Regions from separate parts of the Homo sapiens genome. Here regions 1 and 3 are each linked to region 2. A link is a loop called in an ENCODE intact Hi-C map of the cell type or tissue named here. Cell type or tissue: PC-9. All regions are shown on one strand. Region 1 overlaps GRK5 (G protein-coupled receptor kinase 5). Region 2 overlaps RGS10 (regulator of G protein signaling 10). Region 3 overlaps GRK5 (G protein-coupled receptor kinase 5).

The links. Peaks named below come from ENCODE experiments on the same cell type or tissue, not always from the same donor. Only the 100,000 strongest peaks of a DNase experiment are listed, where the experiment ranks them.
Region 1: it touches region 2 in a loop (3-fold over the local background); 3 of 110 quality-filtered maps call a loop at or near these places.
Region 3: a loop joins it to region 2, with 5 times the contacts of the local background. A loop is called at or near these places in 2 of 110 quality-filtered maps.

The regions. Positions count from the first base shown.
Region 1 is chr10:119,457,931-119,465,930 of GRCh38, reverse strand. GRK5 (G protein-coupled receptor kinase 5) reads right to left here. Exons shown (of 16, transcript NM_005308.3): 16 at 6,186-8,000. Among named protein-coding and RNA genes, the nearest start is that of RGS10, 81 kb to the left of the region's middle. RefSeq lists enhancers at 1-147, 3,470-3,719. In PC-9, no CTCF peak of the experiment used is centred here; DNase peaks (open chromatin) are centred at 3,850 and 4,330; H3K4me3 peaks cover 290 bases; H3K27ac peaks cover 2,505 bases.
Region 2 is chr10:119,518,875-119,526,874 of GRCh38, reverse strand. RGS10 (regulator of G protein signaling 10) reads left to right here. Exons shown (of 5, transcript NM_001005339.2): 3 at 757-843. Among named protein-coding and RNA genes, the nearest start is that of RGS10, 20 kb to the left of the region's middle. In PC-9, no CTCF peak of the experiment used is centred here; DNase peaks (open chromatin) are centred at 3,064, 3,624 and 4,874; H3K27ac peaks cover 2,995 bases.
Region 3 is chr10:119,447,153-119,455,152 of GRCh38, reverse strand. GRK5 (G protein-coupled receptor kinase 5) reads right to left here. Exons shown (of 16, transcript NM_005308.3): 13 at 6,893-7,030; 14 at 2,345-2,482; 15 at 1,877-2,008; 16 at 1-184. The coding sequence ends at 86. Among named protein-coding and RNA genes, the nearest start is that of MIR4681, 73 kb to the right of the region's middle. RefSeq lists enhancers at 121-642, 4,097-4,596 and a silencer at 2,605-2,781. In PC-9, no CTCF peak of the experiment used is centred here; DNase peaks (open chromatin) are centred at 3,952 and 4,982; H3K27ac peaks cover 1,716 bases.

The sequences.
Region 1 (8,000 bases), 61 kb after region 2:
GGCGTCACTATGGTGACCAGCATTGACCCAACCCTTCTATATAGAGTTCAGAATGTGCGCTCTGTCCCACATCATTGCATTGGGCACTGCCACACAGAAGTGCTTGAAGGTCAGGGGCTGCCATATCAAGAGCTGTAGACCTTGGTTAAATAACCACCCTCCATACCTGATTCTGCTGGGCCAAGTGCCACCTGCATAAATACAAGATACCAGGCAAAGGTTTGGACATTCTCTGGGGAAGGTCTGCTTTGCACAGGTGCTCCTTTGCAGAAGTGTATCCTCCACTGGGTCTGTATATAGAGCGTAACTTGTTCATAGGACCATGGCCACCCATCCAACTGTCATCCACTTTTCCTTTCTTCTATCCATCTGTCCATTGAGCCATCCATTCATCCATCTATTCCTCTATCCATCCACACATCCATCCATCTACCTACCTACTCATCTTTTTATATATCCATCCATCCATCCACCCACCCATCCATCCATCCACCACCCACCCACCCTTCCTTCCATCCATTTAACCATCCATCCATCCATTCATCTATCCATCCATCCACCCCCCACCTTTCCTTCCTTCTATCCACTCATCCAATCCATCTACCCACCTACCCACCTTTTTACCCATCCACCCATCTACCACCTACCCATCCTTGCTTCCTTCCATCTAACCATCTATTCATTCATACTCATGGATCTTCCTTTCCTTTTCCTTCCTTCCCTCCCTCCCTTCCTTCCTCCTTCCGTTCCCTTCCCTTCCTTCTTTCCTTCGCCTCCTACATTCCTTCGTCTCCTACATTCCTTCCCTCCTTCATTCCTTGCTTCTACCCGTCCATTCAACCATCCATCCATCCTAGAACATCTGAATAGCATAACTCCAAGGAGTACTACAGTACAATGTAAATGGTACCCCCGATATTTTTCACCCTTCATTCATCCCTTCATTTATTATTATTATTTTTAGAAATGGCAATTATTTTATTTTATTTTTTTTGTGACGGAGTCTTGTTCTGTCGCCCAGGCTGGAGTGCAGCAGTGCCATCTCGGCTCACTGCAACCTCTGCCTCCCGGGTTCAAGAGATTCTCCTGCCTCAGCCTCCTGAGTAACTGGGATTACAGGCGCGACAGGTGTACACCGTCACACCCTGCTAATTTTTGTATTTTTAGTAGAGACGGGGTTTCACCATGTTGGTGAAGCTGGTCTCGAACTCCTGACCTCATGATCCGCCTGCCTCGGTCTCCCAAAGTGCTGGGATTACAGGTGTGAGCCACCATGCCCGGCTGAAATGGCAATCCTTATATCAAAGAGAAAATAAAAGGGAGGTAAAGTGGGAGGCAAAGATAGAACGAGCTGCATAAGTCTGGCAGAATGTTGGAACTGGAAGGAACCTCCCCGTCATCAAAGTCCAGTACTCCTCCATCTCCCGTGGCCAGGAAAAAGTCCTGAACACTCACGGGGAGTCAATGGTGTTGTCTCAAGGAGCCAAAGTTCTCATGGATGCCTATTTTATAAAGAGAAAGCTTATTTTGGGTTGGATTAAAAGGCTTTTCTTCTTTGATATTATTTTATTTTTTTATTTTTTCTTACATTGAAAAATCTTTGCTCTTAATTACATTAACAGAATTAGATGTTTTGCCCTATAATATACATTAGTTGAGGAATAATAACATCCACGTTATTACTGACAATATGTTTAGTGAAAATGGCTTAAGATTTTTTTGGCAACTCTTTTTGTCTTTAGGGCATGCCCCTCTTTGGGAACCTACAGTCACATTTCTGTGCCTTAAAGTCACTTGGGGATGGTCTCTGTGTGATTATGCCACCACCTGCATATGAACAGATTTGTTTCTTCCATTTGTCTTCTGGTTTATAGGGGCTGCTATAAAAAATTTTTAGTTTTGTTTTACAATTATCAAAAACATATATTACATATGACAATAGTGAATTTTACTTGAGCCCGGTGCTCCTGGAAAACAGTGAAGATTAAAGGAATTCCCCCTGCCAGGTGCAGTGGCTCAATCTGTAATCTCAGCACTTTGGGAGACCGAGGCAGGAGGATCCCTGGAGGCCAGGAGTTCAAGACCAGGCTGGGTAACATAATGAGATCCCAGTTCTGCAAAAAATTTAAAAAAGTTAGCCGGGTGTGGTTGCACATACCTGTAATCCCAGCTACTCTGGAGGCTGAAGTGGAAAGATTGCTTGAGCCCAGGAGTCAGAGGCTGCAGTGAGCTATGATTGCACCACTGCACTCCAGCCTGGGTGACAGAGTAAGACCCTGTCTCATAAAACAAAACAAAACAACAACAAAAAGCCAAAACGAGAGATTCTCCTCACATTTTTGTTTTCCAGGAAAACAACATGCTGCAAAAAACCACCTTTCCCCATATGACTTTGTATTAGTCTGTTCTCACATTGCTAATAAAGACATACCTGAGACTGGGTAATTTGTAAAGGAAAGAGGTTCAATAGACTCACAGTTCCACATAGCTGGGGAGGCCTCACAACCATGGTGGAAGGCAAGGAGGAGCAAAGGCACATCTTACATGGTGGCAGGCAAGAGAGAGTGTGTGCAGCAGAACTCCCCTTTATAAAACCAACAGATCTCATGAGACTTATTCACTATCACTAGAACAGCATGGGGAAGACCCGCCCCCATGATTCAATTACCTCCCACTGGGTCCCTCCCACAACATGTGGGAATTATGGGAATTACAATTCGAGATTTGGGTGGGGACACAGACAACCACATCAGACTTCCATAAGGCCGAGGGATGTCCCCCTTATTTATCTATGAAAGGCCAGACACAGACCCTCCAAATTCCCATTCTTTGCCTCATAAATGATTAGCTGAACGGCCTGTTCCCACTGATCCATGGAAACAAAATGCTTGCTAGCCAGACTTGGGTAAGTTTCACTCCTTCTTCCTGGACTCTGAACTTTGACCAACTCAGCCTGAGCCTGCAGGCAGCCCCTCCAGAGCAGAGGCTGCCTCAGGGTGACATTTTCTGATCTATTTATCTAATCACATCACCCTTTCATCCCACTTTCCACACCTGGCTCTTTCTAGCCTTGTTCTTTCTACAAAAGAGATCATCTTTTCGCCTAACCCTCAAGACCCTTGCAGATGGCATGGTCAAGCCTTCTGCGTTTTGCAGTGCTCTCCATCCCAGCCCCTGTTGCAGTAGCCCCTTTCCTCCCTTGCAAAAATCTTTCAAATAGTTCTCTCCCCACTGAGTCTGGATTTGTGTTTTATTTGACGTGTGCTTGCAAAGTCAAATCTACAAGACAAGGCACATTTCTGAGCAGACTGGCTTTTATATCTGTCTCTCACTCTCCTCCCCTGGTGGCTTCCCTCTCCCTGTAGGTAACTTTTTTCCTTTTTTTGGTTTATCTTTTCATTAAAAATATGACAGTAGGATTCTATGTCGTATCCTCTTTCCTTTTGTTTAAGAACAGTGGTAGCCAATTGTACCCACCTGCTTCCATTTGCAGGTAAGAGCCTCACTCTCTTCAGCCCTCTGTGACTCTGAAAAGCCATCGGCAGGAAGATCAGTGGCTGCTTTGCCCTAAGCGTCCTCAATGAGATGAAAGCGCTTTGTAAACCAGTGGGCCTCAAACTGGAGTGTGCACCCCAGTCACCTGGGGGTCCTGTTCATAGGTCCCACCCAGACTCCTAACTCAATAGGCTTGGCACGGGGAGCAGGAACCTGGATCTCTCAGAAGTTCACAGGGCTGCTGCTGCAGCCTGTAGTGGTGAGGGTGTCAGACTTTGAAAACTACTGGTATCAGTTCCCCTCAAGGGCAGGGCAAATGTTGGTGAGTATTAATAAAACTTCTGTACCATAGAATACAGGACCTGGTTTGACTATAGACCCAGCCTGCCATTCCGGTTTGGGGCTTTCTTTCTTTCTTTTTTTTTTTTTGGGACAGAGTCTCACTCTGTCACCCAGGCTGGAATGCAGTGGCACAATCTCAGCTCACTGCAATCTCCACCTCCAGGGTTCAAGGGATTCTCCTGCCTCAGCTTCCCAAGTAGCTGGGATTACAGGTGCATGTCACCACACCCAGCTAATTTTTATAGTTTTAGTAGAGTTGGGATTCCACTATGTTGGCCAGGCTTGTCCCAAACTCCTGACCTCAGGTGATCCACCCACCTAAGTCTCCCAAAGTGCTGGGATTAGGTGTGAGAAATGGTGCCCAGCCAGGTTTGGGGCTTTCTAAGGCCTCTCTGCTCAAAGTGTTGTCTGAGGACCAGTGGCTTCGCCCAGGAGCACTCAGAAGCACGGGCTGTGCCCTACCCCACACCCACTGAATCAGATTCTAGTTTATCAAGATTCCAAATGAGTCAGAACTCCTGAAGCATGAGAGGTGCTGACCCAAGCCTTCTGCGCCTTGTGGTTTACCTGCCAGTAGTTGATGCCCCTAGAGTGCAAACTCTAGATCTCACCCCATGGCCTGCTGAATGGGCTTTTCCTGCTCTCTCCCCCAAGATAGCCAAGCCAAGGCCCCATGACAACTGGCCCAGGCCTGGGCAATGTTTGGCTTGGCAAACTGCTGGGCAAAGTGGTACCAGGAGCCCTGCCATGCTGTGGCTCAAGGGTCTGTTCCCAGGGCCCCAGCTCTCCCTCCTCTTCACGGTCTCTGGATATGGCAGGTGGATCCTAACAGCTTTAAGGACTGCCTCCCACAGGGGTTGTGGCCTGGAGCTCTCTGGGGCCCAGGGATGCTGGCTTTGAGCCTTTCCTGAAAATGAGTTAGATGGAGGCTCTTTTGGTCCCCTCACCAAATCCACGGTTGTCTGGTGTGGACAGGACGGGCACAGGCCTGAAAGGTGTGGAGGAGGTAAGAGGTGGGTACTCCTCCTGCCCAGCCCAGCCCATCTGCCTGGGAAGGGGCCAAAGCTGCTGGGCAGGGCAGTGTAAATGGTGAGGGGGGCCGGAGCTGTGGGGCTGGAGTTTCTCCCACTGATACCCTACCTGTCCCAGGAGAGACGGCAGCTTCTGTCTGCCTGGAGGCTGGCTCGGACAGTGGAGTTTCTGGAGTGGTGAAAGCCCCAGAGACAGAGCTGGGCCCTGCGGGGAGGTCCTCCCCATCCCTGTTCTGAGATCAGAGCATTTCCTGCCCCACCCCTGCATCTTCTGCCCTTGAGGGCTACCCGCCTGGTCGGCAAATCCTCGGCCATGAGTACCCCCATTCTTCCATCCTGGGAGAGCCCCTTCCTCATCCCACCCTCATTGCCAGCCGGCCCCTCTTTCTCTCTGTCCAATTCCACAGGGTCCCCCAGTAAGCAGATTCTTCCCCAGGCTCCAGGCCTGGCTGGAGTGTGGCTCCAGGCAGGGCTGGGTGTGAATGGGTGTGAGGTCAAGGCCAGGCCCCTGCTCAAAGCCAAGGCCTCTGTGCTGGGTGGCCCATGAGTTCCCACTGAATCCTCCAGCAGCCACATCACTGAGGTGTGATCTCATTTACAGATGAAGACACCGAGGCTCAGAGTGGCCTGTTTAAGGTCATATATCATCAATAGGGTGTTGGCTGAGTCCCAGCCCTGCTCATTCTATTTATTTATTTATTTTTAAAATTTATTTTTACCTTTATTTTTAAAACAAACATCTCAGAGTAAGCCCTGCTCATTCTAACAGCTAAGGCAAGCAGGTCGAGGGAGACAGAAGAGGTCTTGGGTCCCAGATCGGGAATCCCAGTTCTGAGGTGCAAGGGCCGCTGTGCCTCACTGGCTACCCCACGTTCCAGCATGTGCCTGGCATGGCGAAGCCTGGACAGCCAGAAAGGCTCCCTCTGCAGAGCCCGCCTCTTCTGTATAAGACCGGGCAGGTGGGACCTGCAAATGCGCCGTTTGGTGTCATGGTGCTGGCACTGGCTCGAGCCCTTGTCACCCAGCTCCTCCTTGGTGCCAAGTGGCCAGAGCACTTCTAGAACCATCTGCTGGGTTTGAGATCAGAAGCCGGCGGCCTGGTAAGAATTCAGGTTTTCTTGGGCCCCGCCCACTGGAGCTGGGCCATCTGTGGGCAGTTCAGGGGGTGGTCAGTGTGGGGGCCGGGTTTGGGTGGGTTCCACTGTCAACCTTAGGAAAGGGTTAGCCCAAAGGCCACAGGCATCTTGGGGACAGCTGTCGTATGCAGAAGAAACAGAACAAGAGCTCAGCAGCAGGAGAGAGATGCCGATGCCATGCTACTTCCATTAAGGAATTTATTTCTCTTTTAAAAACAACAACAGTGGCTCCATCTAGATCCAGCGGCACTGTGACGCGATAGACGGAACACACAGAGTTACAGCAGCGGGAGAACAGAAGCCGCTGCCTTCAGGAGTGACCGCCACTGTGGAAGTTTCCATTCATTAATGTCCAAATCTCCCTGAAAAAAATTAGAAAGCTTTGGATGCTAGAAGGATTCTTATTATTTTAACAACACCAAAAGCCACTAAACTCTTCTAATTGAGAACACTCGCTTAGGGACTGTTACAAAAATGACTTCTTGATGGACTAGGGAAAGACATCTAAATTCCACTTTGGGGGGGAAGTGTCTTTCTCTGCCAGGGAGAGCTGGCTTTTCAAATGTTTTCAATCACTGTCTCCGGCACAAGCCTTTACGTTTAGGCCAGGTGAGACACCCCCGGCCTGTGCAGGGTCTGACTTGCACACGCTGAGCTTCAACAGCTGGGTGGTGGGTGGGGAGGGCAGGCGCAGAAGGGGTCTCTGGGAGAGGAGGCTTTGCAATCGTGGTCTATTGTGATCAGGAAGATGGCAGCTCTCTGTATTCATAATCCACACAGCGATGTCACTTCCAAATGCACAAAGACTTCATACTCACTATCTTTCCACAGCCGGGGCTAAAAAGTTGGAAGATCCTATCTCAGAGTGTTGGGTTATGAAAACAGGAGACCACCTCTTGGAAGTACAGGTATTCAGGAGGACGTGCATGCACACCAGGGGACCCCAGAGGACAGCTGAGTGTCACTCAGGTGTTTCCTCTTCTTCTCAGAGATTTCCAATTATCCAGGAAGCCACCGTCCCCTTTGGCAAGGCCTGGGATGCCAGGCTCAAGGAGGCTGCGGTGCCCCCTCCGTTTTGAGGGCAGCGGCTCGGTGGGAAAGTCGATGGGTAGCTGGAACTGATAACACGAGCCTTTGGGGAAAGGACAGGGTGTGGAGGAAGAGAAGGGATTTCTGCAGCGGGGCCAGGCTCCCGGGAGACGCATGGAGACTTGCGGGCCTCAGGGAGGGAAGGCCTCGGTATCCTCAGGGGCTCACCTGGGCTCTGATCCTACTTGTGCTGTCAATGCAAAGGCTGTGTGTGTTCCCAGGACTTCCCACCACCATTTGTCTCGGCAGCTGCTTGCTGGTATGTGTATGACCCAGGCCTCACAGCTGTGTCTGTGGGGCAGGCTAGGCCTCCCCGCCCCCGCCCCTCCGAGCAATGCCTTTCAGGAAGCCTCCCGTGGCTGCGCAGGCCACAGCAGCAGCGAGCAGCCCTAGAGCCCCGGGTTCCCGGCCAAGGAAGAGGCGAGAATGGGTTGCTGTGGCATGTGAGTGCATCGTCCGCAAGGCGGGGACCGGGTCTTCTTGCTATTTTGGGTGGTATTCTGGGTGCCCCCCAGGGGACTCAATAAACACTTGTAGGGCATCATGGTGACCATGGCAGAGACCGCCTCTGTCCACCAGGGACAGCAGCTCATCTCCTGAAATGCAGATGCAGAGACGCTTCTGAGAGATCCCATGTCTCACCTCAAAGTCACGAAGTCAGTGAACGTCTGGTGAAAAAAAATGTCATGCCTGGAGCAAGAAAGACTCTTCTGTGAAGCGCTCAAATGCATGAACGAGAGTAAATCCGTTCACCGTCCAAATATGCCTTATCCTGGACAGGTAGATGGGTGGACAGTGTTGTTTGCTTTTAATTTTAAAATATCTTTTAAAAAATGACCGTATAGGCCAGGGACAGTGGCTCACACCTATAACCTCAGCACTTTGGGAGGCTGAGGCAGGAGGATAG
Region 2 (8,000 bases):
GATGGATGGGGAACTGTTGATCCCATCTAGAAATAGCTTTTCTGACCAGCAGAAGCCCCCGGTGCCAGATGGAGGACCATATGTGAATTTCAAGAATGAGTCCTGGTTACTTCTGTCTTTAAGTCTTGGGTCAGGAATAGGATGAGTCCTCATGCAGTTGGTGCCTGTTGGAGCTCCCAGGGAGGGAGTGGCAGGTGGTACTAGGCTTCTAGTTCCTGGTCGCCAGGCCACTGTGAGCAGTGTTTGCAACTCAGGAGGTCTCTGCACAGCAGAGTAGCTGGCTGTGCCATGGACTGCCCAAGATCGGCCATAAGAAAACACACATACCTCCAACTTAAAATAGTTTGTATCATGGTGTCTTTAGACATACTTAATGTGCTTTCTTTTCTTTTGTTTAAAAAACAGCCTGATTTTAGAGGAATGTACTTTGTTTAAACACTGTCTGGAAGGAACCAATATATCTTCCACTTTAATTTACTTTTTGGTAATTTATTGTCAGCTTAGAAATATGAGTACATTCCTGCTTCATTTGTACTCTTCTTTACAATGTCAAAACCATTAAGGTCAAATGCATATGAAATTATAGCTTTAACATTAAACATACTCATTTGTTTTTCAGAGTGGGGTTTTCGAAGAGTAACTGAACCATGCTCCTCTGTTGAATTTTGCCAAATCAGTCTTTGAAGGGAAATGCCATTTGTTTTATTTTTTTTTTAAAGTAGAATACTGTGTGACTCTTTTTCTTTGTATCCACAGGAATTTTTAAAAAAGGAATTCAGTGAAGAAAATGTTTTGTTTTGGCTAGCATGTGAAGATTTTAAGAAAATGCAAGATAAGACGCAGGTATTTCCTCCACTCTGATAATTTTTTTCCCTTATAAAGTTACAACTGCCTTTCCAATAGATTCTGAAGTTGCCTAAAGAAACCTGATTCATATTAGTTTTGGGGGAAGATTTAAGCTTCAGATTAGGTATCTTGTGTTGATCAAATATTAATCATTTTTAAAAGGGTGAGTTAATCCATTTTTAAATGGAGCTGTTCAAATGGACCAATATTTAAAATAAAAATAACAATTTATGTCACTTAGAGTTCCTCATTGCATAGAATTTTTTTCTTCATGAATAAGTTATGAGGATGTTTTCCCCACATTTTGACATGTTAGCATTTTGGACGTGGTAAAACGATACGCAGATGTGTAATGATAAAAGCACAAGGTGCATCAGAGGGATTGTCAATTATTCAGTGTATCGTACTGAGCGTCCCATAGTTGGCGAGCATCCTGCAGAGAAAGCCTCTGATTGTTCTCCTGGGTAGATGTGTCCTCTTTGCCTTCATTCCCAGTGTCAGCTGGTTGGGTATGAGGGAGGGTAGATGAGATTATGGGGAAGGAGGCCTGTGCCCTGGGTGGGTTTATGAGGCCTGGCCCTGTATCTTTCTAAGAGGCTGCTGGCTAAATGCCTGCAGGAGCCAGTAAGTCATGTGAATGAAGGAGGCTCCTGGTGTGAGGCTGGAGGGAGTGTTGGGGACTGGGGCCAGCTAAGGACGTTCTGTCTGCCTGCACAGGCTGCAGCTGGTGGTTCAGGGCCTGTGGCTGTCTGGGCTTCCCCTGCTTCAGGTTCCGTCTCCGCCAGCTTACTGATGGTGATCTCCTAGATCTTTGCTTGCCCTGCGACCCTGGTGGACTTTCTTCCCAAGGCATGTCTTATATTCCACCTAGTACCGCCTGTTTTTCTAAAGAAGCTGGACATTTGGATCCTTACGTGAAACCAGATGATTTTTAAATGTTGGAACTAATTAAAAAAAAATTTAAAACCTTGCCTACCAAACAAAACATACCCATGGGCAGATGCGGCTTGCGCGTTGCCAGTTTTTGAGGCCTCGTCTCCAAAAGCTGGAATCTATGGGCCAGAAGCCGTGAAGCGTTTGCAGACAACTGCTTGGAAAATGTATATCATGGGTTTATTCAAAGGCCTTTCCGGGCGCAGACACCCATCCTCCTGGATGGCGCAGCGCGGCCTTTTCTCCACCACCTTCCTCTCTGGAGGTGGCAAGGGAGTATTCTAAGATGGATTCTCTTTGGCTTGAACTTCCCAGGCCCACCTCGAAAGCTGTTACTGGGCGGGACCCTTGGATTTTGCTTTCTGGCTTTTTCTCTCCTCTGGATGACGTTGGCCGGAGCCTCCTGGGCAGAGAGGGGCCCCAGGGGAAAGTGAGAAGCAGGTGGTGGGGGATGCTTTGGGATGCTAGGATTCAGGCTGAGGGCCTTCAGAACAAGAGCCTCATTGTTGTCCTTTGTCTCCAGCACCGAGGACAGGGCCTGGGGACCACCATCGATAAATGCTAGACTGTGCCACCGCTGCGACCAGCCTCACCATAAAATCCTAGCTCAGAGTCAAGCAAGCCAACAGATGTCCATTCCCCTGCCTTATTCTTTTGAGTGTTAGAGGTAGGAGGGGCCTGTGGGTGGGCCGGTCCGCCCCTGCAGTGTAGACAAGGAAGTGAGGTCCCCGCACCGTGGCAGAGCTAGGACTTGAACTAGCTCCCTGAAGTCACCCGTTGTTGTCTGCACCACCATGCTGCTCTGTGCCTCCGTTCAGTTGAATTCCCCAAATCTTTGTGAAGTGCCTGCTTGGTGCCCAGCACTGAACAGGAAGGCAGCCCAGGGACAGGACAGGTGAGCGGCTCCAGGGAACGGGCACCTCAAGGGGAGCAAGCCTGTGCAAGTGCAATGAGTGTAGAGATGGGAAGCACATGTGTCGTGGGAGCAAGGCGTGGGCAACGGGGAGGGATCCAGGGGAAGTGGCTTTTTAGCTGAGACTTGGCATTGAGATTGGGAGGGGGTTCCCGGGAGCAGGGACAGTGTGTGGGCAGGCAGGGCTGGCGACAAGAGCTGAGGGAAGACCAGAAGGGCTGAATGGCATGTTTGAGGGGGAGGCCACTGTGCTGTGCTTCAGGCTGGCAGGGCAGCCACACCTGGGAATCTGGGTGCCAAGGTGAGCAGGGCTGGGAAAGCCCCTGTAGGACTTTAATGGAGTGGTTGGAAGGAGGGGGTCAAACTTTCAATGTGCCTCTTCCAGCCTTTCAGGTCAGGCAGGTCTGGTGTTGGGTTGCCCTGCCCTGTCCACATCCTACAGAGAGAGCTTCCGAATGGGCAGCCCCTTTCCATGCCTGTACCCCTGACATCCAGCATAGGACTTCTTTTCCTTTTTTGAGACAAGGTCTGACTCTGTTGCCCAGGCTGGAGTGCAGTGGTGAGGTCTTGGCTCACTGCAGCCTCCGCCTCCTGGGTTCAGGTGATCCTCCTGCCTCAGCCTCCCGAGTAGCTGGGATTACAAGTGTGTGCTACCATGCTTGGCTAATTTTTGTATTTTGAATAGAGACAGGGTTTCACCATGTTTGCCAGGCTGGTCTAGAACTTCTGACCTCAAGTGATCCGCCTGTCTTGGCCTTCCAAAGTGCTGGGATTACAGGTGTGAGCCACTGTACTCGGCCCAGCATAGGACTTCTTGAAAGTCTGTGTCCTTAAGCCTGGAATGCACCCGGCAATTGCTTTAGAGCAATGAATGCCACCCTCCTGTCACTGCCTGAGAATGCAGATTGGGTGGAGGCATTGGTGACACCTGGGGTGTTTGGCCTGGAGTGTTTGGGCCCCAGTGTGAGTCACTGTTCCCATTCGAAGATGCAGGGATATGACTTGAGTGGTTAAGCGGCAGCTCGCCCGAGGCTGGGCACAGTGGCTCACGCCTGCAATTATAACACTTTGGGAGGTCAAGGTGGGTGGATCACTTGAGCCCAGGAGTTCAAGACCAGTCTGAGCAACATGGTGAGACCTTGTCTCTACAAAAAATACCAAAAAAAAAAAAAAAATTAGCTAGACATGATGGAGTGCGCCTGTAGTTGCCCAGGGAGGTCAAGGCTGCAGTGAGGTATGATTGCGCCACTGCACTCCAGCCTGGATGACAAAGTGACACCCTGTCTCAACAAAAAAAAAAAGAATTCAGAGCCACATTTCTGACTCCAGGCATTCCCTAGTGAGTCCCGCTGCCTAGGAAGTAAAACCAGGGAGTAAGCTCTAAATTACTACAAAAAGTGTGGAGGAACATAGGCACTGGGAGAAGTCGCCTAACTGAATGTCTTTGTTTTTTTTTTTTTTTTTGAGACGGAGTTTCGCTCTTCTCGCCCAGGCTAGAGTGCAGTGGCACGATCTCTGCTCACTGCAATCTCCGCCTCCCGGGTTCAAGTGATTCTTCTGCCTCAGCCTACTGAGTAGCTGGGATTACAGGCATGTGCCACCATGCCCAGCTAATTTTTGTATTTTTAGTAGAGATGGGTTTCACCATGTTGGCGAGGTTGGTCTCAAACTCCTGACCTCAGATGATCCACCCGCCTCGGCCTTTCAAAGTGCTGGGACTACAGACGTGAGCCACCGCGCCCGGCCAGTTCTTTTTAATCCTCTGTTGTGCACGTAACCTAACTGGATTTCACAGTCAAACTTATCACATCTGTTCCAGCAGGGAGACCATGGGAGGATTTTTCTCTCTCCATCAACTAAGGCTGTTGAGGAGTCGATACAAATCCCACTCTCGCCTCTGTTGTTTTAATAGGACCTGTGTTGGTTCATTCCTTGACGTGGATTATCCAGCATTCAACAACTTCACATATCCATGTCATTTACTTGTCCGTCTTCTGTGTGGTTTGTCTTCTGGAATCTGGGAGTGGGGGGCCTCTTCTTCCCCACTGTCTCCGAGGGTCTAGACCCATGCCTGACACATGGTGAACTTCCTTCCTCTTTGTAGGATGAAGGCATTCCATTTCCTGGATCCAAGTCCTCTTCTCTCCTGAGTCATTCCCTCATTTTGGGAACAGCACACGAGAATGACTTCTTCCCTCCAGAATGACTCATGAGAGAAGAGCCCAAAACACAGCTGGCAATAGCTTCCTGAGAAGGGGGGTCTGGCAGGTAGGTATGTAAAGACCTTGTTGAGTGGAAATGTTATTTTTTTCCCTACTCTCCTACTTCACTGATAATCTGACAGAGCATAGAATTCTGGGGTGAAACACACTCAGAAGTTTGAAGACATTATTCCTTAGTCTTCTACTTTTGTTGAGAATCAGTAATTTATATGTAAACTGTTCTGTTTTTTTTTTTTTTTCTTTTTTTCCCTCTCTGGGATAGTATAGGATCTATTTTCTTTTCTATTTTTCCCCTTTCCTCCTTTCCTTCCTTCCTTCCTTCCTTCCTTCCTTTCTTTCCTTCCTTCCTTTCTTTCTTTCCTTCCTTCCTTCCTTTCTTTCTTTTTTTTTTTAATGGGGTTTCGCTCTTGTTGCCCAGGCTGGAGTGCAATGGCATGATCTCGGCTCACTGCAACCTCTGTCTTCCAGGTTCAAGCGATTCTCCTACCTCAGCCTCCCAAGTAGCTGGGATTACAGGCACCCTCCAACACACCCAGCTAATTTTGTATTTTTAGTAGAGATGGGGTTTCGCCATGTTGGTCAGGCTGATCTCAAACTCCTGACCTCAGGTGATCCACCTGCCCTGGCCTCCCTAAGTGTTGGGATTACAGGTGTGAACCACCACGCCCAGCAATTTTCTTTTCTTTTCTTTTTGAGACAGGGTCTCACTCTGTCACCCAGGCTGGAATATAGTGAGGTCACGGCTCTTTGCAGCCTGGACCTCCTGGGTTTAAGCAGTCTCACCATGTTGCTTAGGCTGGTCCCAAAAGAAATCCTCTCGCCTCAGCCTCCCAAAGTGCTGGGATTACAGGTGTGAGCCACTCCACCTGGTCAGGATCTTTTCATCACTAGTATTCTAAAACTGTTCAGTCAGGGGCTTTGGAGGCAGAGGCGGAGTTCATTCATTGTGTGAATTCTTTGTGGAGCCATATAATCTGGAAATTTGTAGTTCTGGGAAATGGTCTTATGTTGTTATTGTTATCATCATTTTAGTAACTTTTTTTCCTTCCATTGTCTCTGGTCTCTTTTCCAATGATGACCTTTCACGCCCTGCATTGAGCCCTTAATTTCATGTTTTATTCTTCCTATTTTTTAATTTTTTTTTTTTTTTTGCTTTTGGAGATTTTGACTACATCTTCAGATCCTCCTATTGAGTTTTTTCTGCTTTTTTATTTTTCCAGACAAGGGCCCTCTAGTCTCTTCCTGGGGGGCCATAAGCCTGATATGTTCCTGAACTAAACATATTTCTAATTAACTGTGTCAGGAGAATTTTGCTGGCGCGGGGGGTCTATATTTGGAATTTCCCTGAATCCCTTTATTCGGTTCGGCGTCTCATTCTTGCCGTCCTCTGTGCCTCTCTGTTCCGGAGCCTCCCTGGGTCTGTTTCTTTAGATAAGAAAACTCAACTCTTCTGTTGAAGGTGGCGGGGGAGCCACCTGACTGCTCAAGTTTGGAGCAGGACCTGGGGTGGAGGACCTGGGGGTCTGATGGCTTCTTTCTGCCGCCCTCATCAATTCCGTCTGGGCTACCTGATGCCCTCGAGCTCCTGCCGTCTCCGGACGCGCTTCTCGTTGGCACCCCCTCCCCACCTGTTCAGGGGCTTGGCTTCATTCTTCTGGGTCTCTGCAGAGTCATCTGCTGTGTCTCCGACTGCTTCTCATTTCCTGAGCCAGTTCTTGAAAATATTCTCATATCATTTATTGGATATTTTCTTTGCCTCATTCTCTTTCTGAAATTGATGTTAGTAAAGTTAGTGTCTTGATCCTTTCATTGTCCTAGGAATTGTCTCCCACATTCCATCTCTGGAAGAAGACGGGGTGGAGAGGAGCCGGAGGCCAGCAGACGGGATGGGGGTGGGGAGTGGCTACAGGGGATCGAAGTTTCCAGCTTCCCAGAGTAGGGGCTACAGGGCCTGCCAGCCAGAAGGGGACCACTCTGTTCCTTTGTGTTAATTCAAGGTGTCAGTGGGATGTCCATGCCCACATTGCTAGAAACCAACTGGCTACATGGGTCAGTAGCTTGGGGGAGGGTTGGTCTGAAATCTGGGGGGGACATGGAGTTAGAGTTGTCACCAAGGACAGAAGTCTGGGAAACCCCAGAATTCACGGAGGGGACAGGGAGACAGGAGCTGGGGGACAGACAGGGAGACAGAAGCTGGGAGACAGACACAGGGAGACAGGAGCTGGGGGACAGACAGGGAGACAGGAGCTGGGGGACAGACACAGGGAGACAGGAGCTGGGGGGCAGACAGGGAGACAGGAGCTGGGAGACAGACAGGGAGACAGGAGCTGGGAGACAGATACAGGGAGACAGGAGCTGGGGGACAGATAGGGAGACAGAAGCTGGGAGACAGACACAGGGAGACAGGAGCTGGGGGACAGACAGGGAGACAGGAGCTGGGGGACAGACAGGGAGACAGGAGCTGGGAGACAGGGAGACAGGAGCTGGGGGACAGATACAGGGAGACAGGAGCTGGGGGACAGACAGGGAGACAGAAGCTGGGAGACAGACACAGGGAGACAGGAGCTGGGGGACAGATACAGGGAGACAGGAGCTGGGGGACAGATACAGGGAGACAGGAGCTGGGGACAGACAGGGAGACAGGAGCTGGGGGACAGACACAGGGAGACAGGAGCTGGGGGACAGACACAGGGAGGTGTTGGGGATCCTGAGAGGACAGGGCTCTTACAAGGTGAGGGAAGCGGGAAGAGAAGAAAGTCGCAATGCTGAGCAGGGCTGGGGCCAGCTCACTCCAGAGGAAGGTCTGAGAGGCCTCGCTGCCTGGGCAGCGTCAGCCGGCTGGTGGAGCAGCGCTGGCTGGGCGGAAGCCTGTGTGTAGCGTGAGGAATGAATGGGAGGGACAATGGAGGCAGGGGTGCATGCTTTTCTTTTAAGAGATTTCAAAAAGGAATTGGAGACTAGGCACGGTGGCTCACGCCTGTAATCCTAGCACTTTGGGAGGCTGAGGCAGGTGGATCACTTGAGGCTGGGAGTTCGAGAGCAGCCTGGCCAACATGGTGAAACCCCGTCTCTACTAAAAATACAAA
Region 3 (8,000 bases), 72 kb after region 2:
ACCAGAGCAGGGGCTCCACTACTTCCACTTCTAAGGAGAAGGGTCTGGGCTGGTTCCACTGTGGACTTGGAGGCCAGAGCCGAAACTAGCTGCTTCCGGTGGAGTTCGAGCTGACATGGTTTGAGTTTATGTGGTGGTTAAAACTGGTCTTGGAGCTGGGCGAACTCTTGGAATTGTTCTGATGCTGGGGTTGGGGTTGGGGGAGACGGGGTGGAGAGAACAGAAGTCAGTCCTGGGAGCCCTGGGGATGGGTCGGGGCTGCCTCTGCCTGCTCCAACCCTTGCTTTTTATTGCCTTTTGCAGTCTCCCCTCAGAGCCAGGTACAAGGGCCACCCCTGGAGGCACAGGTACCTGGGAAGAGCTATGGAATTAACAGAACCTCCAATCAGGGTGGAGGCGGCCCCTCCTATAATATCCACCTTGGTTAAGCCTGCAGGCATGGGGTTACGCTGCCTGGGCTGGAATTCTCAGTCTTCCCCTCCCTCGCAGAGTGGCCTTGGGCATGCAATTCCATCTCCCAGTTTCCTCTCCTGTAACACGGGAGAAGAGCAGCTTCCGCACAGGGTGGCTGGGAGGATACAATGGGGCCTCATATGCAAAGGGCTCTAGCGAGGGCCGGCCTGGGAGAGATGGGCGGTCGTTCCCATTGCTCAGGCCTTCCCTCTGCATCCCGTGAGTGCTGGGCCCTTCATGTTGCAGAGGGGAGGAGGAGGGAGGCAAGAAGCGTTTGCTTCACAGGTGCTGGTGCCCATATGTGGGCCGCCACCCGTGGCTCTAGGCAATGGGCATTTCTATCCTGATGTTTCAGGCAGGCAAACTGAGGTGGGAGAGGTTCCGTAAGTTGCCACATAACCAAGAAGTCTCAGGGCTGGGTTTGAACCCGGGTCTGTGAGACTCCATGGTAATTTCTTTTTCTAGGACCCAGGGTGTTCTTAGCATGCCTGGCCATCAGGGGAGGGAGAGGTCATTCTTTCTGGAACTTCCGTTTTACTTGATGGAAGCATTGAAGCGTTGTATTTTTATATTATCACTGGCTGAGTGTGTCCATCCTGGAGCTGGCTCTTTGTGGAGAGGAGGAAGGAGCAGAACTAGGTGAGGGAGCCTCCCAGGCTCCAGGGCGGGCACACTGGGCCACAGCTTCCTCAGGGGCCAGGCCAAGACGGGGTGTATGGTGGCCACCTTCATGGTGTGGGGTGAGGTGGGGGCCCTTCCCCCGCATTTCCTCCATTGGCCCACACCAACCCTTACCCAGGGCCAGGCTCTAAGTGTCATTTCCCAAGGGCCCTGTCTCCTCTGGCTGCCAGCTAGAGGGCACAGCATTGGATGGGGGCCATCCCAGGAGCCGGAAGGTTCTGTGGGGTCAGCTTCTACCCCCAGTTCTCCCTGGGCTTATGATGTTCAGTCTTTATATGACTGAGGCTTCGTAAGGGCCAGAGAGGGCAGTGGCTCTCAATCAGGGGTGACTGTGCCCCTGAGGACATTCAGCAATGTCTGGCTCCTTTATGGGCTCTCACGACTGGGGGATGGCGTGTTGCTGCATCTGGTGGGTGGAGGCCAAACTTGCTGCCCCACATCTTGCGATGCACAGGACGGCACTGTGACAAGGAATTAACCGGCCCCAGGCGCCAACAGTGTCAAGGCGGAGAAACCCAGAGGGAGGGTGAATTTGGGCTGGCCCTGCCCTTCTCCCCGGGGATCCCATCAGCTGCCGTGGGTATCAGGGGCCTTGGACATAATCAGTTGCCCTTCCAAGCTGCTACTGCCCCAGACTTCCAAGCCTTCCAAGGGTCTCTACTGTGGGTCTTCTCGTTTCCCATGGAAGTGAGCCAGGGGTCTCGGAGCTGATGCCAGGACTGGCCAGGCATGGGTGTCTCACCTGCCGCTTGAAGAGTCTCTGGAGCAGCCCTTTCTTGGGCGGTTCCGGAGGGTGGTTTCTGTTCAGATCTGGCGGGAGGGTACCATTAGGTCCAAACACGTTCAGCTCCTTAAAGCATTCTGTTTCTATCATCTGGAGGGGCCGTGAAAACAAAACACAGGCCGTCAACTGGGGCAGTCAGGAAGCCCAGCAGCAAAGCCACTGGGGCTCCCTCCCCTGGCCTCACCTGCCCCTGAGCCACACGCCCTCCAGGTCTCAGGGGCTGGGCGAGGCTCCCCGTCAATGACTGGCCCGTGGTGGCTACAGCTCCCTACTTGGCCACTGACAGCTTTTGTGTGCTGCCTTCATGGAGAAAACAGAAACCATGCGCTCAGCCTCCTGCCGCCAAACTCATATTCCCGACGCCTCCTTCCACCCGTCAGTCCCTCCCTCCCACCCAGACCAAAGCAAGTGGTCTGCCCTGCTCACCTCGTTTTGCCATGGGATGGACACAGAGCCCGTGGAGAACTTGGAGTAGAAGTCGTCGTCTGTGTGGTCCAGATTGACGCCCTTCACAGTGGAGAACTGCTCGATGTCCAGCACGTCCTTACAGTACACAGCGCGGGGCTGCCAGGGGCAGAGGGCCGGTCACACATATGTCCCGCCTGCGGCTCCAGTGGCCCCGAGCCAGGCCTTGGGGTTTTGGGGAGCAGAAGGGAGTCTTCCCAGGACACACCCCCAGAACTGCTATGGGTAGTGGCTGGAGGGTGTGTGGCTCAGATGCAGGTGAGTCCAGGGGAGGGGTCGGCCCCAGTGGCTTGGCTGGGCTTCCTGTCCACCTCAGATGATGGCCTGTGGTTTTTTTGTGCGACCCCTCCAGATGACAGTGCAGCCCTCTCTCAGATCCATGACGGGGACCCTGGCTGGGGTGACACAGGAGCTCGGGGCACCTGGGTGCCCAGCCCAGGGCTCATTCCTGCCATCACTCCCTTACCCATACTGGACAGACGTGGGCTAGAGTCCCAGCTGTGGGGCTTAGGAACTTTGGGGAAGTCTCATATCCCCTGAGGCCTATGTCCTGTTTCCTTACCGGCAAAATGGGGACAACGAGGCACCTGGGCGATGGGGCTGCTGTCAGTGCTGGCCACCGAGCCTGGCGCCCGTAACTGGGAGCTGGTATTATTATGGTAGGCATATCTTTTGCCTTACTCGTCCCTCAGCTGTGCACTGGGGGCCTGCTCTATGCCAGGGCAGAGATGAACCTGGGTGGACCCTGCCCTCTAAGAGTTCAAGGTTGGTGTGGGGAGGCTTCCCAGAGCCTCTGGAGATGAGGCCTTTATAGAGACAGCCCCAGGTGGGGTGTGAAGGGATCCCCAGACCTGGTGACACATCTGTCACTGGAGGGTAGAGGCTACCTCCTGCTTATAGTCTCCTGACATTTGGCTAATACGAAGGTTGTGAATCAGTGCACCGGCTCAGCATGGGCTCCGCCATGCCAGGAAGGTTCTAGCAATGGTCTCAGGGCTCGGCACTTTCTGGGACTCTCCCCTCCAGTCTGCTCTGGTCTCCAGCTCAAGGCTCAAGGCCATGCTGTCCCCAGCAAAGCAAACCATGGGCCCAAGTGCACGTGGACGGAAGCAGGGGTGCGGGCAGGGGTGTCCAGTTGCAGAGCTGCGACCCTTCTCTAGTTCCCAAAGCCCGGGGTGCACGCCACCGTGGAACTCAGCGGACTTTTAGCTGGAAGCAAGACCACATCATTCACATGCTCAGCGCAGAATGAAAACGCAGGGTCCATGTTCCACATTTAGAATTTTAAGATGGCAACAGAGGGCACTGAGCCAGGTGTGGGGACCCAGGGTGCCCTAGGGGGTGCCAGGTCAAGCTCACGAAGCTGGCCCTGGGTGGCTTGCAGAGGAATGTTAAGAAATGAGCGTATTTTAAAAATCTGTAATGGAACAGAAAGTTACCTGGCACACCCAAACCCCTCTTTCATGGCTATTATTTCCTTGGAAAGGTTTCCTTTTAAAATACATTGATTTTTATTTTAAAAAAAGAGTCAATGGAAGTGAAAAAGATGATGTCACTCACAGTGCTCGTGGTTTAGGAATGTGGCAGCAGCCCCGACAGTGGTGTGGGGATGGGATGACTGTGGGGGGCTGGCATGGATGACTGTGGGGGGCTGGCAGGGACGACGGTGGGGGGCTGGCAGGGACGATGGTGGGGGGCTGGCAGGGATGACTGTGGGGGGCTGGCAGGGACGACTGGGGGGGCTGGCAGGGAAGACTGTGGGGGGCTGGCAGGGAAGACTGTGGGGGGCGGGATGACTGTGGGGGGCTGGCAGGGATGACTGGGGGTTGGCGTGCAGCCTGGGGAGGGCCAGTGGGGAAAAGGCAAAGTCCCCAGCTCACAGCGGCTTCGCACTCCAGGGCCTGCAACCTTTGCTGACCTGAGGCCTCGGATGCCAGGAACAGAGGCCCTGGGCCACAGGGTACACGGCTGAGGCAGGAGGGCACCGGTGGGCTGCTCTGTGCACCTTGTCAGGCTGTGCGCTTTGCGGGGCTCTGCTACCTCATCCTCCTAATGCCCTGATTCGAAGTGGCCAGGGTCACTCCCAGGGTGACCAACTGTCCCTGTCTCCCCAGGACACAGGACTTTCAGTGCTAAAAGCAGGACAGTCCCAGGCAAAGCAGGACAGTTGGTCGCTCTGACCCTCAGAGCCGCCTCCTTCCACATGCTGCTTCCAGGGCCTGGAGCGCTTTTCTCCAGCCATGCCTGGGTGCACGCACGGAGGCCCCGCTACTCTCCCATCTTCCCGGAGGCTGCCTGTTCTCTTCTCTTGTGACTCGTATTTCTACTTCTATTTAAGGGGTTTTGCTGACACCCCTGCTCCTCTTCAGACTGGAAACAACCAACTGTTTTGTGTGCCATGGGATCTCCCTTGGGGCCTGGCACGGGACCTGGAGTGTGCTGGAAGGTAGAGGAATAGCTCCAATGCGATGACTAATCTCAGCCCGTCACCATAGCAATAGGTAGCCCAGAGGCCACAAGGATGGCCACCCGGGTTCCAAACCTTTGCCACACCCCCAGTCTGGATGCCCACATCCTCTCCAATTTCGGACATCAGCCCAATGGCACAACCGTGATGTTCATGCACTCAACACTATGTGGTTTCCTGGAACACCAAGGAGTGGCCACTCCCAAAGCCCTTGGCACTAAAAACAAACAACAAACAACACACTCCTTGCATGTGGCACTTCCCATAATAGTGACTCTCAACCCTGGCTCTACGCTAGAATCAGCTGGGGAGGTTTCAAAACTCCTGAAGCCCGAGTCTTACCCCAGACTCCCTGGGGACTGCATCCAAGGCGAGTGTTGTTCATGCTCCCCAGGCGGTTCGCCAGGCAGCCAGGGTCGAGAGCAATGCTGTGATTACCATCCTCCCCCTGCCTGCTCAAGCTCATCTGCAGATTGAGTTTGCAGCATTCAGTGACTTTCACTTTTTATTTTTTGAGATGCAGTCTCGCTCCGTCGCCCAGGCTGGAGTGCAGTGGTACAATCTCAGCTCACTGCAACCTCTGCCTCCTGGGTTCAAGTGATTCTCCTGCCTCAGCCTCCCAGGTAGCTGGGATTATAGGTGTGTGCCCCCAAGCCTGGTTAATTTTGTATTTTAGTAGAGATGGGGTTTCACCACGTTGGTCAGGCTGGTCTCGAACTCCTAACCCGACTGCCTCAGCCTTCCCAAGTGCTGGGATTATAGGCATGAGCCACCGTGCCCGGCCTACTCTTTATATTCTCAGTGGCCCCCGTGTTTCTCCAAAAAGCATTCCCTGATTACCCATCACACTGATGCCATCCCTGGCCAGACGGGGTCTGTGGTGTGGTTGCCATGGACACTGATCCGCACCTAGCAGCTTCCCAAGCCACCTTCTGTCCCAGAGGACCAGGGAATCCCCATGTATAGGGGGTGCCAGAGTTCCAAGGACGGTCCCCACCTGCCTCCACTCAGGGCGGTACTGGTAAGTGATAACCACTGGTTCTGGGAGAGGGGGACGCAGAGGCCCTGATTTGTAGCATTTGCAAATTGCTGCTGTGCAGATGCTACCACCAGATCTACTGTAAGCTACCGACGCAAAGCCATTGGACACGGAATTGGGAAGAGAGGTGCACATGAGCTCTCTGGAGATGCAGTCATTCGCCTGCAGCACACTGCTGCTCCCACGGCCTCCATAGTCCCCGGCCCAGTCCCCCTGCCAGCAAGGGGTCATCCGCGGGAGCGTGGCAGGAGCCGAAGCACAGCAGGCCTTCCTGGCTTCTGACTCCCTGACTTTAAACAGAGCAGGCCCCGGAATCACAGCACGTATCCCGCACAGATCACCCAGCCTCTGCCTGGTCTGCATCTCTTGGGCCTCTGATCCAGCTGAGAGCTCATGATTTATAGACCATGTAGGGGACTTTCAAGGACAATTCTACCTCAGCTGGAATCTTGCCTCACACACCGACTGGGGGACCTGGGGACCTCCTGGGAAGATGCAACTCCCTGCAATGTGAGCTGCTGGGGGAGGGGCCTCTTATGTTTCTGCCTGGCCCAGAACCTGGCGTCAACAGTAGTGCTCGATGCATGCATGCTGGTCAAGATGAACTGAATGTAGTGGCCGTCAATGCTCTTGAAAGCATTCCCCATTCAGTTCTCATTTCACCCTCAAATCTCCCAGGCAGGTGGGAGGCATGAGTGTTACTGGTTTCACTGGACAGGGAGGAAACTGACGCTTAGAAGGAATCTGTCCAGGACCCCCAGACCTGGGAAAGTGCCCAAGTCTCTGGACAGCCAATGTGGGCTCCCTGGCCCACGCCTCTTCTGCACTGCCTGGCGTGAAGTTCATCTGCAGCTTAGGTGAGGAGTGGCCGGGAGGGGACCCTGGTCCCCACAAAGACACGATGTGCCCCACACTCTGCACCAGCTCACTGTGAGGCAGCACTCGGGGGCAGCCCTGGGTACCCTGTGAAGGGAGCTGCTGGGGGCTGGGGGAGGCTACTCACGTCTGGAACGAAGGGAGGGTCCAACATCCCGGCTTCTAAGCGCTTGAAGTTCATGTTCCTGAAGAAGGGGTGTCTCTTGACCTCTGCAGCCCCCTCCTCCTGGCAGCCCAGCCTCTGCTTCGCATCTTTCGTGAGCAGCTGAAACAGAGAGCCCCATGAAGCCACGTCCCCTGGGCCTCTCCTCCTGTCCGGACCTCCTGCCTCCACAGTGTCTGCACCATGCCTAGGAACCCAAGACACGCTGCCCCACCCTGCAAAGGTCTTGCTTCAGGGCTGCCTCTGAGTCTTGGCGTGCATCTGTGCTCACACACTCACAGCCTGGCTAGATGCCTGATGGGACAGGAGAGCAGGAATCTTGTTTCTCTCAGGATTACAGACCTCGTTCCTGGGTTATGGTGGGCACTCATTAATGGGTGTCGAGTCACTGTCACCTCTTCTGTGTAGGGTAAGCAACAAAAGGCAAGGACTGCATCAATAGCTCTGTCTCGTGCACATACTCAGCTAATTTGCAGAGTTGTACCTCCTGGGTGCAAGCCCCTTCCTGACAGAGAAGGCACCACCGAGGCACTTGGCCTCTAGGAGTGCTCAGACTCATGGGGGGCTAATCATGCTCAGAGGACGCATCAAGGTGATACAGATCGGGCACCCCGGGGGCAGGGGGCATGACTGGCTGCCAGCTGGAGGTCAGGGAGCTGCACGGGGAAGAGGTATTTAAGTTGAGTCTTGCAGGACAAATAGGCTTTCAAGGTGTGGGTAGGGGGAGGGGTATACAGGTAGAGGGAACTGCACCAGCAAAGCAGAGTGGCAGGACGTGCAGGGTGAGTCTGGGGAACACCCAAAACACGTTTGACTTAGAAAGCGGGAGGAGGGTGCAGAGATGGGTCAAGGGGAGGGGGCTGGTCAGGGAGAGATGATAGAGGATCCTGAAGGCCAGGTCAGGTGGCGGGATTTTCATCTGGAGGTAGAAGGAGCCAGGGATGGTTGAGGTAGGAGAGTGTCTTCATCAGAACCACGAGGCAGGAAGGTTACTAGGAGAGGAAGAGTCTTTGGGAGCAGACACCCAGGTGAGACGGGATGAGGCTATGAATGAGGCCAGAGGGCTAGACCT